Regions from separate parts of the Homo sapiens genome. Here region 1 is linked to region 2. Evidence: chromatin loops called from intact Hi-C (ENCODE). Cell type or tissue: heart right ventricle. All regions are shown on one strand. Each heading gives the region's core, and the rest is flanking DNA. Links, peaks and the distances in the headings are about the cores only.

Evidence for each region. Hi-C counts contacts between places; a loop is a spot of excess contacts. Peaks named below come from ENCODE experiments on the same cell type or tissue, not always from the same donor. Only the 100,000 strongest peaks of a DNase experiment are listed, where the experiment ranks them.
Region 1: a loop joins it to region 2, with 4 times the contacts of the local background. A loop is called at or near these places in 33 of 110 quality-filtered maps.

The regions. Positions count from the first base shown.
Region 1 is chr1:165,140,331-165,150,581 of GRCh38, reverse strand. No RefSeq gene overlaps it. Among named protein-coding and RNA genes, the nearest start is that of LMX1A-AS2, 59 kb to the left of the region's middle. RefSeq lists a silencer at 5,563-5,612. In heart right ventricle, for the core only: CTCF peaks have their summits at 5,390, 5,589 (motif pointing left) and 6,937 (motif pointing right); a DNase peak (open chromatin) is centred at 5,601; H3K27me3 peaks cover 3,789 bases.
Region 2 is chr1:165,587,950-165,598,200 of GRCh38, reverse strand. It overlaps the pseudogene TRK-CTT13-1. Among named protein-coding and RNA genes, the nearest start is that of LRRC52-AS1, 11 kb to the right of the region's middle. RefSeq lists a silencer at 1,811-2,018. In heart right ventricle, for the core only: CTCF peaks have their summits at 4,859 and 5,060 (motif pointing right); a DNase peak (open chromatin) is centred at 5,060; H3K27me3 peaks cover 1,358 bases.

The DNA of each region.
Region 1 (10,251 bases), core at 1,024-9,023, 450 kb after region 2:
TTGTATTTTTAGTAGAGATGAGGTTTCGCCATGTTGGCCAGGCTGGTCTCCTCCTGACCTCAAGCGATCCACCCTCCTTGGCCTCCCAAACCTATAGGTTTTCCCCCCCCTTTCTTATAACTTTTCTGTTACAAATGATATACAAAAAAATCAAGATACTATAAAAGAGAAAAATGTAACTATTATGGGCATTTTTTTACTTTCTTATAACTTTCCTGTAGTTTGAAATGATGTACAAAAAATCAAGATATTATAAAAGCGAAAAATGTAAGTGTTATGGGCATTTTTTTGTACTTTCTTATAACTGTTCTGTAGTTTGAAATGATGTTTCAGTGACAAAAAACATCATGATAAAAGAGAAAAATTTAACCGTTATGATGGTGATTATTCTTACCCCATCTTGCACTGCTTTGGAGAGAATTAAATATCAATTATATTACAAGAACTTTCATTTGTATACTATTTCAGAGTACGCAACATGCTTTGACATTCATTATCTCATTTAATTTTCACAATAGCCTTTTGAAGTAAACAAGGCAGGAATTTTATTGTCCCAATTTTACAGGAAACCCAAGGTTAGACACCTTATGTCCCTTTCTCAAAGTTACGGAACTAAAAAGGAGTAAGGTCGGGACTTGGACCCAGGCTACCTAACTTTTACTACAAAGCTTCCGCCATTACACTAAGATATGTCTGACCTCTGCAGCATGTGTGCTCCCTACCGGTCAGGTGTGGAAGACGTGATTATGATTAGAGTGTGATAATGTTTGGGTGCTCTGTAACTGCAGCTCTATCACGGCACTCATCTTGGATTATACCCTTCTGTAGTATAGCCTTCTAGCAAAGTATTACAGACATTGTCCTATTTAATATTTGTCTTGTGGTAGGTGGTCATACCAGTGTCAGTGCCCAGACATTACTATACACATAGATTCAGGTCCCTTTTCCCTCACACATGCTGCTGTGATCTGAATACTTCTATTTGCCCAAAATTTATACGTTGAAATCCTACCTCCCGAGGTGATGGTATTAGAAGGTAGGGCCTTTGGGACGTGATCAGGTCATCAGGGCTCCACTCTCATGAATGGAATTAGTGCCCTTGTAAAAGAAGACCCAGAGAGATGCCTTGCCCCTTCCACTGCGTAAGGACTCAATGAGAAGGTACCATCTATGAAGCAGGAAAATAGCCCTTAGCAGGTAATAAAAGTCCACCACTGAGGAGGGGTCATGGGCAAGTGAAAGATAATATGGGATGAACAGCAAATGAGGCAAAAGATCAGATGATAGGAAAGTCAACAGCAGACCATGATGATTGGTCTAAGGTGCAAGTCTTGGAAGAGTTTCCAGGATTTTTCACTTAGAAGAGTGAAGATTAGAATTTCAGAGCACCTTCTCTTCAGAGTAAACAGGCAGGGAATTCCCTGGGATGAGACTCTTAAAATCTATAACCAAGCTCCTCAGATTTACCTTCAGGCCCATTGCAAGCCTTAATGTTTCCTGATACATTGTTATGACCCTGCCATTTCTATAGCATCTTTCCTGTTCTGAATCCTTAACCCTCTGATTATTTGTGTCCTTCATTTGACTCTGATCACATATCACCCTATTTGGAGTTGCTTGGGGGCTTGCACGCAACCACCACACACTCCTTAACCTGGAAGTTAGGTTTCTGCTTTGTTGAAACAGTTCTCCAAGTGGTCACCAACTCCAAAGACCTGCTCTGAGTCTTTACTCTCCTCCATTTACCTAGGGCAGGCATTTTTAGCCTTTTAGGATATGACCAGAATGCAGATATGCACATATATACCATATTACCTACAATTTGATCATCTGTTTTTTTTAATCCTTTCTCTTAAAAGTATAAGGAACAGGTTTTTATTTTTTTAATTATTTTTATTTTTATTTTTATTTTTGAGAGGGAGTCTCGCTCTGTCGCCCAGGCTGCAGTGCAATGGCACCATCTCGGCTCACTGCAAGCTCCGCCTCCCGGGTTCATGCCATTCTCCTGCCTCAGCCTCCCGAGTAGCTGGGATTACAGGCACCCGCCACCACGCCCAGCTAATTTTTTGTATTTTTAGTAGAAACGGGGTTTTTTTGTTTTTAACCTTCTTACTTTATGAAGCATGGAGTCCAGATACTTGGCTTCAGGCAGCATCAAGAGGCACTGTGTGCACTGTGCTTACCTTAGCAGCCAGCAGGCCTCTCTCTGCTGCTTCTCCCTGACCAAGCTTAGTTTTTAAGAGACCCTGGCTTAGCTATAATCCTGTCACATCAAACTTCTATGAAGTGTGCTCAATTGAGAAAGACAGGCAGAGAAAAGGTGGGGACAGAAAGCGTGTCTCCTGACTCCACTTCCACCTTCAGATTGTTTTTCCCCAGTCAATCCAGCCTCAAAACACCTGGGTAGTTTTCCTATGTGACATCAAACATAAGCGTTGACTGCCAAGTTATATGAACTGATCAAACAGACTTTAAAAATCACACTGTGAGCTTCTAAAATGCTTTCTGCTTCATAGGGATGTTTGGAGATGGATTATACCACATCTGGGATGAACTTTGAGCTTCTTGGGAGAAATTATTATGCAACACTCTTTTGTAAATCTTTTCCAAAATTGCCAGGTGGCCAAAACTGTATTCTTCCACAAAATTGACTTTAGCCTTCCCCACGTTTACCAGCATCACATCTTAATCACCAGGTTGTCTCTCCTCCAGCTTCCCCTCACTTCTTGAAGATGAATGAGAACTCAGGAGTTCTGAGTCCATGTCCAGAGCATGTTCCATTACAACTGCTTGAGATGCGATTCAAGGTGCAAGTCAGGGTTGAGCAATGATAACGTGGATAAAAAGAAAGGCACCTCCACGGTTTTCCCTTGAGGAATGTACAACATGGTTTGAGAGTGTGACTTACGTGTGCCAAATCTAATTCTGTATGTCAGCATTTCCGAAAGTGAATTCCTTGGCATTTTAGTTTCCCCCAAATCTGAAAGGTGTTACATGGGAGAGAAAACTCACCCATTCACGCTCGGTGGGATGAATCGGCCAATGATTAGCCATCCACGGTCCAGTACTTTTAGGACACATGGACACACAATAGGAACTCAGTAAAAGTTTGTTTAATGAATGCATGACTAAAACCCTGAGTTAAACAAAATTGAATGGGGTTCCTTGTAGCATGGTGGGTCAGGTTCTCCAGAAGCAGACCTTGAAGTGAGGACATATGGGCAAGGAACTTATGAAAAAAGTGCTCCCAAAAGCAGCCAATGAAGTAGGAAATAGGATAGGGAAGGGAGAAACGAAGACCAGGTGCCATTTCAGGTGATCACTTAGGCCCAGGCAGCTCTGGGGCTTGAAGTATTTCACAGAGTTTGTTCTACTTAAAGGCAAAGGGTTAGGCTTCTCAACATCTGCCCATCATTGTCGTCATTGACCATGAGCCTCCTGAGGGACTGTGAATTCTCAGGTACTTTAGGCTTTCTGTGCATCCGCCAATACTCTGAAGAAAGTTGTGAAGAATGCCAAAGCTTGGGATGAGCACAAAGAACTGTAAAAGATCTCCAAGGATCTGGGTAGAGCATTAATAACTTCTGCTACATGCAGTTTCTCAAGACCTTTACCATATAGATATAAATTGTGAATGGCCAAGAGAAAAAGTGAACACTTAGTGTTTTCCAAATTTATTTGACCACCGAGTACGCTTTTCCCCTCAATCCTTCTCAGACTGTTTTTTTTCTTGTGCATGTGTGTGAAACATTCTTCGGTAAATGCTGCATATATTTTTCTCTCTTTTGAAAATTTTGTTTTAAAACATAGATTAAAATTGTGCCAATGGGCATGAGTTGGCTAGTGATTCCCTGCTTTCCAGCCCATTTCAGCTTATTGGCCTGCATGCCGCTCAAAAGTATGCAATACTTTTGAGAGCTGAAGATATTTAATGTCACCTAGGGAAAGTGAGGAGGTGATGGTCCTTTGAGATTTAAATGGCATTTTGGTCTTGGGTTTCAGGAACTAAAAAGCATGTATATTACAAAATAGGTGAATATAAAATTTGCATACCTACAAACAATGATAAGACACTAGATAAAAGGACAATATTAAAATATCTTCTTTCTAAATACTCCGTTGAGTAACAGCTAGTAATTTTCCCTCTTTGTAACACCTCTGGCAGATATTAACCCAAGGCCAAAGCCTGGTTTTGTCCACTTTTTCCAGAGAGCTGAGAATTAGTAAAGAATGCTCCAGGCTAGGTGCGGCAGCTCATACCTGTAATCCCAGCACTGTGGGAGGCCAAGGCAAGTGGATCACCTGAGGTCAGGCGCTCGAGACCAGCCTGGCCAACATGGTGAACCCCTCCTCTACTAAAAATACAAAAGCTAGGGGGGCATGGTAGCACATGCCTGTAATCCCAGCTACTCAAGAGGCTGAGGCAGGAGAATCGCTTGAACCCGGGAGGCGGAAGTTGCAGTGAGCCAAGAGTGTGCCATTGCACTCCAGCCTGGGCGACAAGGCAAGACTCTGTCTCAAAAAAAAAAAAAAGTTCCAAATTTAATAAATCCATCTCAGATACAGGGAGAAAGAGTAGGAAGGGGGAGAGGAGAGAAGAAAGGGAAGAAGGAACACCCACCATTTCTGTCCATGAGACCAACCACCCAATCACTGGAATGGCAGGCTACATTTATACCCTGTCCCGAAGAGTTTGCAGAAATAGCTCTTCCAGATCTAGAGAAGTGTGAGTTTATTTTTTTTTAACCCAAAACATTTCCAAATTCTGAGAAGGAAAAATGTCTTAGTGTCGCAAGAGCCAAATGGTAGAGGCAATAGTTGAGTCCTATACAATGTTATTCTCCAAGTGTAAAACTGCCAGATCGGTTTTTCACATTTAGATTTGCAAGACGCCAGCAATGTCAGAGCCAAACTATCATCCTGGTTAACTTTCTGATTACAAGAGCTTTGGAGAAGATTCATGCAAAAACTCAAACAATGAAGTATAAATGCTCACACTGGCTCACCAGAATGCTCACCAGAAGAGATAATAATTTTCAAATGTTTTTTAAAATCATGCTTTAGGTATAGTTCCTACCCTGGAAGCAGACATTTTTCTTTTATTTTATTTTAAGCAAAGGCTTGCTGCCTTAGTTAGAGAGTTACCACACTGAATGCTTGTAGAGTTTTAATTTCCCATGGTGGTTTAATGGTAGCACAGCCCACCAGCCATTAAGCTGTCGGCAAGAGCTTTGGAAAACGGGAGCAAACAAAGCAGCAGGGCAAGGATGGACAACTTCATCCCTGGGCCACAGGACTCTAGCCTTTAGCTCGTACATTTGCATTTAGTACACATGCAACCTTTCTACATACTCATCAAATTCACGTTGGGCTGAGACCCAATATAGCCAAGAAGGAAAGCTTCCCCCCAAAATGAACAATTTCTCAAGTCAGAGTGGGAGAGTTTACATGGAACTTCTCATATAGTGTTTGCTTTCCATGAACTTCTATTACCACTAGTTTAGTTCTGGATGCTAAAAATGTTAAGTCCCTGCACTCTGACGTCCTTTTAGTTTTCTGTTTTCTGGGGTGTGAGAGTGCCCTCTGGTGGGCATTTGTTGGAAAGTAGCACTGAGGAGGCTCTCCACTCTGCGAGGGAGAACAGTACATTCCATGGTGCACATGGAGCCTCCACGAAGCGCACGAACCAATGTGAACTCTCTTCATTCCTCCTCTACTCCTGCCTTCATTCCTCCAATGCCTTCATTCCTCCTCTACTCCCGCAACCTCCCCACGGTCGTGTCAGAGACCATGTATTGTCTAAATCAGTGCTGTCCAAGAGAACTTTCTACAATGATGTAAATATTCCACATCTGTGCTGCCCAATATGTTGGCCGCTAGCCACTGAGCATTTGAAATGAGCCTAGTGGGACTGAGGAAGTGAATCAACACTTTTACCTTTACATCAACATTTTTAATGAGGTGAAATCCACATAACAAAATTAGCCGTTTTAAGTTGTACATTTTAGTGGCGTTTAATACTTTCATATTGCTGTGCAACCAGCATCTCTATCAAGTTCCAAAATATGTTCATTACCCCATAGAAACCCTGTACTTATTAAGCAGTCACTTCCCATTTCCACCCTTTACTCAGTCCCTGGCAACCATCAATCTGCTTTCTGTCTCTATGGGTTATCTATTCTGGATAATTCATATAAATAAAATCCTACAATATGTCAGCTTGTGAGTCTGGCTTCTTTAATTTGCCATAATGTTTTGAGGTCCATCCATACTGTAGCATTTATCAACACTTCATTCCTTTTTATGGCAGAGTAATATTTCATTTTATGGGTATACCACATTTTGTTTATCCATTCATCTGTTGGTGAACATTTGGATTGTTCTAACTTTTGGCTACGCTGAATAGCACTGCTGTGAACATTCGTGTACCAAGGTCTGTTTGAGTACCTATTTTCAATTATTTTGAATATATACCTAGGAATGGAATTGCTAGGTCACACAGGAATTCTTTATTTAATTTTTTGGAGAGCAACCAAACTCTCTTTCAAGGTACTCAATTTTAGATTTTATATAATGTTAATTAGTTTAATCCCAACTTTGCAACAAGACCTAATGATTCCAGAGCACCTTGATTCTTTCTGAGCACTAGAGCAGGGTGCTCAAGAACTGCCAAGGCAACATTTAAAAAATATATTCCTACAGGGAAAACATAGGTAGCCATAATCTTAACATTTTCCCTGCCTACATCATAGGGAAGAGATCACGACCGTGGAAAGTAAGAATTGAAAATGGCTTTAGGGGCAATTATCCCAGCCCTAACATTCACAGATGAAGAAACTGAGGCCCAGAGAAGTGACATTTTCTTCCTAAGTATTTGATGGGCACCCCACTCAGGGCAAGGGCTGGGAGGAGTTGAAGGCAGCACATGGGCACTAGGTGGCAGCAGAGAGCACGGGGGTAATAGAAATAGGAGGATTGAGGGGGTGGCTGCAGTGAGACTAAAACCTACTTACTGTCTAGTGTGTTGGCCAGAGGGTGGGTATGTGGGGCTGTTGCCAACTTGCCTGGGTTAAAGTCTAGACTTCGTTGTGTCCTGAGACAAATCCTATGGTCCTAGCTTCAGAGATAACATGAATCCAGCCAATTATCACTACCTTTCTCATTACCACCCTGGCCCAAGCATGGACTACTGCGTGGCTTTCTATTCAAAACACCAACTTGCCCTCCCACCCCCACCAACTGCTTCCACTATTGTCCATTTACAGCCTTCCCCAGCAACTGGTACGTTCTCATTACACATTTGAAATCCAAATCCTTACTGTGGCTTCCAAGACGCTATACATATGTGCTCTGGCTACTTTTCCTATCATTCTCTCTCCTGTCCTCTTCTCCAGTAACAGTGGCCTTCTTGGTCTTCCTCACACTTGCCAAGCATGTTTTTCATTTGCCCCTCCTGTCTTTCATTCAAGTCTCTCCTCAAATGTCATCTTGTTAGAGAGGACTTCTCTGAGCATCTGTATTAAATAAAAGCCCTTTTACCACCATCCCCACTCTCTATCCTTGTCCCATTTATTATTATTTTACAAAGCTCTTCATTACCTGGCATTATCGTAGCATATTATGTAGAGAAAATTGTTTTACCCCCCACTGGAATGTGAGGTCCATAAGGGCCAGGACTTTCTGTCTTGTTTGTTCTCTGTTGTGCTTATAGAGACTTGCATATAGTGTATAAAGAAAAGGAGGAAGAAGGGAAGGAAGGAACAAAGAAAGGAAGAGAGGGAGGGAGGAAGGAAGGGAGGGAGGAAGGAAGGAAGGAAGGAATGAAGGAGAGAAAGGAGGAAGGAATGAAGGAAGATAAGAAATGAAGATTATCTTGTCAAGTTAGCCAATCTCTCTTAAATCTTGGTTTTCTTACCTGAAAGGTAGGATTAAGAATCATATCTACCTCACAGAGCTGTTGGACCTTGAAATGGCTCTCTTCCATGTGCTTTCTATTAATGCAATTATATGAGAGGGATCTATTGCCAACAATTTATCTGATCAGTATGCCTTATATGAAATAGGGACTAATCATCCTTAAACCAATACCCATTCCCACCTCCTGAGAGGACCATCATATTAATCAGTCTGGAGCTGATGCAGGTGTTTGGGAAGAAACTTTATTTTCCAAGAATCAATAGTCAGGAAAAAAACATGTTGCATTAAAACACGTCTGTATTGTTTTTAAGTGAGGCCTGGATATACTTAGCTCTTAAGTTCTAATGATGGATATTTTACATTTCTCAGTATCCTATCAATGTCTTTTGGTATTTGGAGCCACCTTGACCCAATTGATTACCCAGGGGTTCATAACTCCTCAATTGGTAAGATGGTCATGCATGAAAAAAACATAGCTTAACTTGGGGGTACCTACAGTACCTCTGTAGGGGCTCTGTAGCTTATGCCTGGGGCTGGTAATTATACTTAATAATAAGGTTGGTTCAGGGATTGTATAGTCAAAAATGTGGTCTGGAGAGTTCAAAAATTCATCTTGTGGCTGCCTCCCTGTTCTTCATTCCTGGACCCAGCTTTCTCAAGTTACTTTCCTTTTGACCAAAGCAAGTCATAATCACAGGGAAGGGACTTCAACCAAACATCTGCTCGAGAAACAAGTAGAGCTATTCACCTGTATAATCAAAGAGGTTCCTAAATTACACAGGGCACAGCAGTGACCTGGAATCCAACCACAGGAGGAGCCATACTGGAGGTCCTTCTTGTAGTAAGAAGAAACTGACTGAGAGGGAAACTTGTTTATAGCGGGTGCTAAAGCCACATAACCCCCAAGCCCACTTAATTCAGAGTCCCAGGCCAGCACAGATCTTCTTAGGTGGAATTCCACCTGGGGCAGGGGGAGGAGTTGGTGGTAAGAGATGGAAGAATGATGCTTAATGGAATAGGAGGAAGGAGGGTGGAACAGGAGGAAGGAAGGAAGGAAAGAATAAAGATATGAAAAAGAAAGGAAGATGATCTTGGCAAGTTGGCCAATCTCTCTCTTTTTTAGACGGAGTCACGCTCTGCCACCAGGCTGGAGTGCAGTGGAGCGATCTTGGCTCACTGCAACCTCCACCTCCCAGGTTCAATCGATTCTCCTGCCTCAGCTTCATGAGTAGGTGGGACTACAGTTGCCTGCCACCATGCCTGGCCAATTTTTGTGTTTTTAGTAAAGACGGGGTTTCACCATGTTGGCCAGGATGGTCTCGATCTCTTGACCTCATGATCCACCCTCCTCAGCCTCCCAAAGTGCTGGGATTACAGGCATGAGCCGCCGCACCGGCTTGGCCAATCTCTCTTAAATCTCAGGGCAAAAGACAGATATATGGCAAAAGAAAGTTGAAATCTACTTCTGAACTGTAATCGCTCCTTACATAGAATTAATTGATCTCCTAGAAGTTGAACGCTTTCTTTTTGCAAATGAATTATCCAAATAAATTATTTACTGAACATTGAGACTTTAGTTGCTTTGAAAAAATTAGTCTTCCTCTTTTTCATTTCTGGAGTCATCTCAGGCTAGCTTTCCTAGTAAGATACGTTTTCTTGTGGGACTCATCTTCTAAAGCAACCACCTCTTTTGCCTTGTAAAAGCTGACTCTCGTGCTCTGGAGAAAGGACAATAAAGCTTCTGAGCTGACATACGCACCTGTTACCTGTGGTCCCCTGAAGCCAGTGAGCCCTGCTTGTTTCCTGACCCAGGAGTGATGGCAGTTATGAGATGGTGAAGTCAGGCCAACTGCAGCATCCCAGCCTAGGAGGGTGGGACAGCACAGAGGCAGGAAATTTTAGAGCCCCTCAAGCCAGAGCAAGGACCAATCACCTCCTCTTTCTTTGCCTAGGGGACAAAACTTGTTCCTGAGCAAAGAGCTAGGCATACATTCAGCAACACACAGTCTACTCAAAAAATATTAGAAAAATTTGCCCTTTTCTGGAAGAATATCTTTCTGCTGTTCCCTGAGAGCTGCAGTGTGGGACACCCCATATATGCCCGTTCTAGGGTTGCCATCCATGTGCACACAACAATGCTCTGCAGGGCTCTCTGTCACCTCTTCTGAATGTCATTCCACCCTCCTCCCCTCCTATAGCCTCTACTTTCTCTCCCTCTTCTTTCTTCTTTCCTTCTCCCCTTTTCTCCTTACCTTCCTTTTTCTTTCCCTCCTCCCATTCTCCTTCCTTTCCTGCCTTCCTTCTTTCCATATTCCTTCATTCACTCATGACACA
Region 2 (10,251 bases), core at 814-8,813:
CTGTTGCCACAGCAACCGTTGAAGCTCTGGGCTGCTGAGGTCGCCTGGCAGCGCGCTGAGCCCCACGCAGGTCCCGGGCGTGCCAGGGACACAAACCCCAGTTCCTTCAGAAAGCCTTCCAGATCGACGAGGAGAGATGGTATATCCCCGATGGCTCCGCCTCGGCTAGCCGGGGGAAGCCCTTTTATTCGTCATCCCCAAAGCATTCTTATTATTCACCCTTAAAGTAAAAATCCACTTGCTTTTGACCGGGGCACAAGAAATACTTTTATTTTATGAGTCAGTGTAATTGTTTAAAATAAGTAAGCTCTGAAAAGGTCGGCAATCAGCCTTTCTGTCACTTCCCTACTTTTGGCCTTTTATATGAAAAACAAAAACAAAAACAAAACAAAACAAAAACAAACAAAAAACCTTTCCTGATGTTTTTTTATATACTTGCTAGACATTTACATTTTGTTATTTGGGTGCTTACAGTGTGTTTCCGCCCACGTAGAGAGATTACACCACGAATCCCTTCCACCTTCTGAGGAAGTAGGTGCAGTTTACCTACTTTCCATTTTCAGATATGTTAAAAGAAGCAGAAAGAGTAAAGGAATATGTCGAAGTTACTCCCGGTGGGATTGGGGCTGGCCGTTGTAAGGGACATTCCCACCATCTCATTTCGAACCACCTTGGTTTACAGAGAAGAGACCTGGTTTTCTGTCAGAAGGTGGAGGGTACTGCTGGAGGAAGTGGGTAATAAGCAGACAAAAAGGGAAAGTGGGAGAATGTACCCGGCATTCTTGGGTATCCTCAGTGTAAAAATATTTTCCTTTCCCGAGTCGTTTTTATTTTATTTTTATGTATGCATGTATGTACACATTTTAGCAAATAGTCAAAAAGCATCTGGAACTAAGTAGATCAATAAGCTGGTTGGTGCCATTTTCTTTTCTTTTCTTTCTTTCTTTCTTTTTTTGAGACAAGGTCTCACTCTGTCACCCAGGCCGGAGTGCAGTGGCGCTCTCAGCTCACTGCAGCCTCCACCTCCTAGGCTCAAGTGATCCTCCCACCTCAGCCTCCCAAGTAGCTGGGACTACAGGCATGCGCCACCACACCTGGCTCATATTAGTATTTTTTTGTGGAGACGGGGTTTTGCCATGTTGGCCAGGCTGGTCTCGAATTCCTGAGTTCAAGTGATCTGCCCATCTCGGCCTCCCAAAATGCTGGGAAACACAGCGCCCAACGTAGGGCTCAAACCCATGACCCTGAGATTAAGAGTCTTATGCTCTACCAACTGATCTAGCTAGACACCCCGTTTTGGAATTTAAAAAGAAAAAGAAAAAAATATGACTGTTAAAGAATGTACTGGTTTTCTTATGTAACTTGGAAAGTGATTCCAAAGAGGAATTCCATGAACGTTCTGATCAGTGTGGCAGCGTCACTTGGAATTAGATATGTAGCTATAGGGAGTCCTTTGAAAGACAATGCTCATTTGGGTGTCTAAATTTCGATAATTAAAATTAGTCCATCTTTCCTTCTTTCTTTCTCTCTCTTTCTTCCATCTTTGTCTCATTTTCACACAAAGGATTTGGAGAAATGGCTTAATAGAGTCATTTCATTTAAAGCTACTTTGAAATATAAACAATAAACAAACATGAAGTGTATTACTATTATTTTAGGCATTGCCAAATTTATTACTGAAGTTCTTACTTCAGGTGAAACCCCATCTCTACCAAAAAATACAAAAATTAGCTGGGCGTGGTGGCACACGCCTGTTATCCCAGCTACCAGGGAGGCTGAGACATGAATCACTTGAATCCAGAAGGTGGAGGTTGCAGTGACCCGAGATTGTGCCTGCCACTGCACTCCAGCCTGGGCTACAGAGTGAGGCCCTGTCTCAAAAAAAAAAAAAAAAAAAAAAAATTCTTCTTAGTTATCACTGATTATATCCTGTGGTATTCAGATTAAAAGAGGCTATAGGTATGTCACTGAAAAAAATTATACATCTAAAAATAGAAAACATTGAACAAAATAATTTCCTGTTGACTTTGTAATTTGAGAAATATATTTTTTAAAAATTTTATTTCTGCAACCTTTTGTAGGGATTCCTAATACTCTCTTTAAATTTTTAGTGCCAATGTTGTTAATGAAATGTATAGCTTGAATTGCCAGAATTTGGGGGTTTTTGGGTCAAAAAGAGTCAAATATTTGCAGTTTCATATGATTCAACCTACTATGTGAGTAGGGAAATTTTTATTTAAAAATATTTTTGAGTTAATCCTTTTTTGATATGTGATTATCTAATGTATTGGTTTTATAAGTTAAGATTTTATACACTTACAGCAGGACCCACTTAGACTTTACCAGACTTTTCTGTTTTGCACATGTGTGGTATGATATCCTGACTAGAAATTCAGGAATTTAAGGGCAACCAGAAATCTTTCAGCACATGTCTTTCACAGCATTAACCACAATCTTCCCTGACAAGTTGGAGGTTACTGACTTTGAAACATAGCCAGCTGCTGGGAACTCAATGTGTATTCTTTCCATGACCCTTAGAAACTGGCTTGTTTCTTATTAATGATTTTTTTTGTTTTGTTTGAGGCATGTTATGGTCCATTTTTTTTTTTTAGTTAATTTCCAGATCTTCTGCCATTCTTCTGGTACAACTCATTTTCTTTGTGGTGGGTCTTAGCAAAAGATACCGTGTACAGAAAAGGGGCTTCTGGAAATTATCATGTTTCAGCAACAAAATTGTTTAAACATCTGACAATCATTTACAACCAAACATCTCTGGTCTCATCCATGGAAAATATCACACATAGCAGAGAAAATTGAAAAGAGCTGGCAGAAGATATCTGTTGAGTTTGTATTGTGCACTATTCAAGTGGGTTCCTAGGAAACCTCAGACCAGGGTTTTTTTTTTTTTTTAACTTCAATTTAACTTATTGGGTCTGTTCCCTTATGCTGAAAGTGGGGGATCAGAGTCTGGTTTTGAAGGCGAACTTGAGAAATTAATTAGTCCATTCTCCTCCTGTCTGGAAACTCGGCATCATGATTGACATAGACCCTGACTCCAAGGGGCAGATGGAGGCTCTTTGAAATTCTTGGACAGGCAGAATGTCTTCTGCCATCCCAGAATGTGCTCTGCCTGCCCAAGAACCCTGCTCATGAAGTCCAGTCTCAGGTACCACTGTGCTGAGGGCTCTGTAGAAGGAGCACCTCCATATGGTTTGGACCAATTGTTTGTCATCCTAGGGAGTAAGCCTGATCTTTTAATTCCTGGTTAGAAACTTTGACTGTATCTTGTCTTTAGGAGTCCATTGGCCTGTAGATTTCTCTAAGTCCATTTTTCCAGGATTGTTTTTGATAAGAAAAAGTTGTAAGGAACCCTGGTTAGCCTGAAAATAAGCCTTCGAGGTAAATAGGTTTAATCCTAGGATGTGACTAGCCTTTGGTTCACAATGACATTTCCATCTGCTTTAAAGACATTGAACTAGGTAGGGGTGAGAAGATTCTGCAGCGTCTTAGGAACATGCTTCTGAGGGGAATAGTAATAGCTCAACTTTCTCTAATATGAGAAATGTGAAGTTATTGTTGAGCCTGATAGAGCATATTCTTCTAGTATATAAATCACACTATTATTAATGTAATCTGCAGGATAAAAAACTTTGGGATAATTAGTGAACAAATCAGTCACTCATAAGGCATACAACCAGAGAAAATCAGGCTTCATTAGTTTGCTCACGATGAGAAGCTCCCGGTTAATAATTATAGTTGTCTTAATTGAACCTCAGATGGCAGTTTTCTGCCTATCAACTGAGCAGGAAACAGATTTTGGTTTCATGCCTGTGATCTTATACTAATTAATGTATGAAATGCGTTTCTTTACAAAAGCATGTTTGCATGTCTTTAAACCGGCGCTATCCAGTTGAAATACAGTGCCATCCAGACATGTAATTTAAAATTTTCTAGTAGTCCTGTTAAAAAATAAAACAGATGAAATTAATTTTAATGACATACTTTATTTAACTGGATATAGCCAAAATAGTGTCATGTCACTGTGTAATCAATATAAAAATAATTAATGGGATTTTAAAATTTTTATATGAAGTCCCAGAAATCCAGTGTGCATTTTACATGTACAGTGCATATCAATTTGGACTAGCCTAATTTCAAGTACCAATGGCCATATGTAGATAGTGGCTGTTGCTACTGTACTGTATCTATAGTTAGACAGAGGATTTTAGAGGGGAGAGAAAAATGGGGCAGGAAGGAGAAAGGAAAAAAAAGAGCCCCTACGGGTTAAAGAGAATCTGTGGCACCAAATCTCCCGGCATAGGCATCCCCTAAAGCTTTGGTTTCCTTTATTTAACACCCCAGCAGGAGATTGTAATCCGAACAATCTTATGTACTCAATATTTGCCTTAAAAAATTTGAAAAGTGAGAATAGGTGGTTTTGGTCTGTTAAAATGAGAATGGGCTTTTGTGACAGGGCAGACAGACCTGAGTTCAAACCAGCCCTGCTGGGTCTGAGCTGTGAGCTTATGCAAATCTGTACCTTTTTTTGGCTACACTCTAATAATAGGGACCCAATAATGGAGACGAAAATGCTAGTCTGGCAGGGTTTTAGTGGGGATTAAATTAGATTCCTTATGTGAATGTACCTTGTTGAGTCAGTGTGTGGTGTATGGGAGGTGCTCAGTCTCCTGGTGCTGTTATCTTCCTCTTACTCCATCTGTTTTTCTAATAAGGGCGCTTTTCTTAGCCTTTATTCCCTCTATTCCCTCTTTCAGGATTTGAACTGATTTCCTACTCCACATTCACAGAATTAAGGAAAAGTACTAGAGTACTTACTCCTTCACATTCATGACTCTACTTTCCTACTCTACATCCTCAGTTTCTGCCGCACCCCCTGCTCATAGGATTTAGTTGTGATTGTGTTAGGACTAGAAAAACCTTATTGTTGAAGCACCAGTAATGATGGTAATAACAATTCAGTGACTACCTATTCCAAATCCATATGAAATTTTCCATTAAGTCGCTCTAAATTTGTTAAGACCAGCCGTACTTCCATTTTTGGTCGATAGGTGGCAGCATTGTCTAAGTCACTGATCTCTGAGCTGCTGGTCTGTCAGCCAGTTTCCTTTTTGGTGCTACAATTGTAATTTTCTATGGTTCATTTTCTTAACCTGGAAAACTTTTTCTTTTCGTCAAAAAGTCTAGGGTAACTGGCTGGGCGAGGTGGCACGTGGCTTGTAGTTCCAGCTACTCAGGAGGCTGAGGCAGGAAGAATGCTTGAGCCCAGGGGTTCGAGACCAACCTGGGCAACGTAGTGAGACTCTGCCTCAATTAAAAGAAAAAAAGTCTAGGGCACCAGACTACCATGCCAAGGTGCCTATTAAGCCCCATTGGGGCTGGGTCCCTGGTAGGGGCCTAGGAGGGTGATGGCAGGAAAGAGCACTTTCCAGTAGGAGATCCCCAAGGGTCAACATGTGAGGAATGAGAGTGGAGAAGTGGACCCAGAAGGCTGGATGAAAGCTGGAACAGCTTCTATAGACAGAGACTGCTGATAGGCATCAAAGACTGGTCTTCTGGCAGGTTCACTGTAATAACTGGGAGCGGTTTTATTGCTCTCATCCCCCCTTATAAGATGTGTCATCTTTAAATTAGAAGAATACATTTGAAAAAAATATTCTGTGTTTTTAAATATTTTGTCACCTGGAGTTTCTATGCATCTTCTCTCCCCTCAGTACAATGAGAGTTGGTATTCTGAATGACAATCTTAGGGAATCGCATTATCCGACTATTTGAATTAAAGAGAGTCTAATTGTATTTGCAAACTTAAAGTTCTTACAGGCTTTCTTTTGCATTTCATCAGGTGAGTTCATTTGACTTATTTGGTGTGGATCAAGTGATTAACCAGAGAACATTTGGAGAATGCAGGAAAGATGCCATAGACAAAATAAAATGAAAGAAAGCTTTGGTTTCTTTGATTTAACACCCCAGCAGGACATTGTGATCAAATATCCCATTAGCTTTAAAATGCATGTATCTTAGAAAATAGGATAGAAACTATTAGTTATTATTCCAGAGGATGGACTAAACCAGAAAAACTTTTGAAGTCAAGCTACATGAATTCTATGACTGATCATGCTAACAAAAAAGAGAGCAGGAAACCACTAGGGTTATCTTGGTTTGTCTGTATTCAGTCATTTATTTATATATTAAAAAAAATTGGGCCGGACACCGTGGCTCATACTTGTAATCCCAGCACTTTGGGAGGCCGACGTGGGTGAATCACCTGAGGTCAGGAGTTTGAGACCAGCCTGGCTAACATGGAGAAACCCTATCTCTACTAAAATAATAATAATAATAATAATAATAATAATAATAATAATAATAATAATTGGCCAGGGGCAGTGGCTCACACCTGTAATCCCAGCACTTTGGGAGGCTGAGGCAGGATGATTGAGTCTAGGAGTTCAAGACCAGCCTGGGCAACACAGTGAGACCTTGTCTCTAGAAAATATAAAATTAGCTGGGCATGGTGGTGTGCACCTATAGTACTAAGTACTATGGAGGCTGAGGTGGGAGGACTGCTTGAGCCTGGAATGTCAAGGCTGCAGTGAGTTGAGATTGCGCCACTGCACTCCAGCCTGGGTGACAGAGAGAGACACTATCTCAAAAAACAGAAACAAACAAACAAAAAACCTAGCCACGCGGGGTGGCTCAAGCCTGTAATTCCAGTACTTTGGGAAGGAGGTGGGAGGATCACTCGAGCCCAAGAGGTCAAGGCTGCAGTGAGCTGTGATCACACCACTGCACCCTAGCCTGGGTGACAGAGCAAGAACATGTCTCAAAAAAAAAAAAAAAAAAAAAAAAAAGGCCGGGCGAGGTAGCTCACACCTGTAATCACAGCACTTTGGGAGGCTGAGGCAGGTGGATCACCTGAGGTTGAGAGTTCGAGACCAGCCTGGCCAACATGGAGAAACCCGTCTCTACTAAAAATACAAAAAAAATTAGCTGGGCCTGGTGGCGCATGCCTGTAATCTCAGTTACCCAGGAGGCTGAGGTGGGAGAATCGCTTGAACCTGGGAGGTGGAGGTTGTGGTGAACCAAGATTGTGCAGCTGTACTCCAGCCTGGGCAACAAGAGCGAAACTCCATCTCAAAAAAAAAAAAAAAAAATTAAGTACCTTCCATGTGCTATGTATTGTGATAGAGGGAGGGCAGAGGAAGGAGAGTTGAACAATGAATGAAGCACAGTCCTTACTTGTAAGTCCTTACAATTTATTGGAGAAGAGAGACAAGCAAATCAGTAATTCTAATGTGGTAAGTACCACCATAGGGAAATACAATTTGTTATAAGAAATAGAGAGAAAGCCACTTACCTGCCCACTGGTAGCCAAGAAAGCCTTCACAGGGAGGTGACACAAACTGTCTTAAAAGGCAATAGGAATTATCTGAATTGGGTATAGGAAGTTGGAAGAAGGCTATTCGAAAGAAATGTGCAAAGACCTTTATATTAGGTGGCTCAATATTTGTGAGGAACGGCAAGTACATTGATATGAAGCTGAACCACAGGGTGTGAGTGCATTGGGGAATGAGAGAGTGGTGGGAAATGAGTTTGGACAAAAAGCAGGAGTGAGATAATGATGAGGTTTTCATGCCATGTTTAGTAGTTTGGCATTGTATCTTATAGGATTTGATGACAGATGGATGTGGGGGTAAAGGAGTGGGACAATTGTGGGATGATTCCCAGGCTTCTAATTTGGATGATAGAATGAATGTTGGGAATACAGAGGGGCAGGGTTATGGGAGGTGAGAAAGACAATGAGTTTACTTCGGGACTTTGAGGGATCCTGCCCAGGTGACAACTGACTGTGTAGAACTGGCTATCAAGAGAGAGATCTAGATTTCCAGTTGCAGATTTTGTTCAATAATAATTACCATTTACTGAGGACTTACACTGTACCAGATTTCATATTAATCCTCATGTTAAATCCTCTTAACAACTCCATAATCACATTTTACAGATGAGAAAGATCAAGGTAGGTGACTTGTCCAAAGTTACATGGCCAGCCAGAAGTAGGGCTGGAATGTGAACCAAGGCTGATACTACTAGCATCTGCATCCTTAACCACTGCTTTCTGCAGGAGCCATCCACATGGAAGTGGTAACTGCAGCAACAGGTATAGATGAGACTTCAGGGACAGGATGTGCAATGAGAATAGCAAATGACTGAGGCTGCAGTTCTGGAGAATACAACCATTTGTGGGACAAGTAGGAGAAGAAGAGCTCATACAGACGGAAAGAATTGCCACAGAGGGAAGAGGAAAATGAGGAATGGATACTGTCTAGAAACCCAAGAGGAAAATTTCAAGGAGGAGAGGGTCAACAATGGCAAATACCACAGAGATAAGGTAACTGGGACTGAACAGTATCTTTGGTCTTCCAAAGATACTTCTGTGACTTCCTGACACCAGGCCCACATTTCCAGTGGATGACCAAACATAAGCATTTGGGATTTCTACAGGCATCTTCACTTGCTGAGTTCCTTTTCTGTTGATAATATTATTATCTTTTCAGACATCCAGAATACACCCATCAGGATTATCTTTCATGTCCTTCTTCCACATGAGCACCAATGAGCAAATCATGTTGACCCTAACCTGACAACATTTCTCTCATCTACCTCCTCCTCTCCTTGCCTTCTCTGACACCACAGTTCTTTGCTTTTTACCCACATCACTGTATTTCTATCCTGATTAGTCTTCTTGCCTCTGCTCACATTCTCCTCTAATCTGCCTTGCCCAATTAATCCTTCGGAAGCCTCACCCTTGGCATACCACTCCCCAGCTCAGAAACCTTCAGTGGCTCTTTTTTATGACATAAATTCCCAATTCCTATTGAAAGCCATCTATAAAATGGCTGTCACTTATTTTTCTACCCCCCTCCCCAAATTATGTGCCTTGCAGCCTATTCTCCAGCCAGACTGAAACAAATGTGTTGTTTCCTGTGTTTGTTTCCTTAGATTCATTGCTTAGAACGATCTTTCCACCTGGATGCACTTTGCTATCATCTTTCAGGTTCAAATCCTGCCTACCCTTCAAAGGTCATCTCAAATACTATTTTCCTCTGTGAAATTTTTCTAGACTCTTTCCATCAGAGATAATTTCAGCCTCTCTGAACTCACATGAGTGTGGCACTTTATACCCCTCTTAGGGCAATTAATGCTTTCTACCTTATTTTTTTGGGGGGTGGGGAGGGTTATATATGTCTTAGTTTTTGAAGGCAAGGTCTATTTTTAAACTACTTTTTTATTTCTCACTTTGCTTGCCACATGGGTGTTCTATATGCAGGTGTTTTTATTGAATATTTATTTATTGAATGAATGGACAGATCTGGCAAAGAGAGCATTTCAATGGGTGGTTGATGTCACTGTCAGAAACTGTGCAAACTCTGGATATTTCTTTCTTAATTATCTCTTTAGATAGAGACTCTCTAGTGCCCTGACATCTCAGCTAGATGGTAAAGACCTATATCTAATGTTTGAGAAAAGTTCATTTTGAGTAGTGTCAGTGTCTGTGACAGAAGGGTTTAAGCAGATATTTGGTTTCTCAGATATGCTCTGAAGAGCTACATTTTCTTATTTGGGGAAAAATCTGCAGTTCTCTAGGGTATCACAACATCCAGTATGGTTATTTTTGAAATGTTTAATGTAGTCACCCTCTGCAGAGGCAACGTTTAGAATGCGCCTCTGAAGGTGGGTAGACAGCAAGGTAAAAGGAAAAGGTGCTTTTCTTTGGAATGGAATCCTGGATCTCTTGGAAATGTCTTCATGTTTGGTGACTGTATACCATTTCTAGATTTTCCCTTGACTCATAGATAGAACCAGATTAGGGAATTAGAAGCCATAGCCAGGACACTGGACCCAGTTTGGTGGTGCCTGTCTGTCCTGCTCGTGAAATTCAATCTGGAGTATGGAGTTTCCATGGATGAGCCTTCTATCCTGCATGGGTCTCTTTGGCCTTCTCTGGCCTTTGAGGTATTTTCTTCTCTAGCCACATGTGGATGAGCTGCTTGTTAAGCAAAATGCAGTGGAACTCAAGGGAAACATCAATGGAAAATGTCATATGGCATTATGTTTATTTAGGTTTCAATGTCAAATTTAAACTTTATAATTTGAGCACGTGGACAGTTGGAGTTCTTAGCCTCTTACCTGCTTGGGCAGAGCTAAATTGATCCTTTGGGCTAAAAAAAGACTATT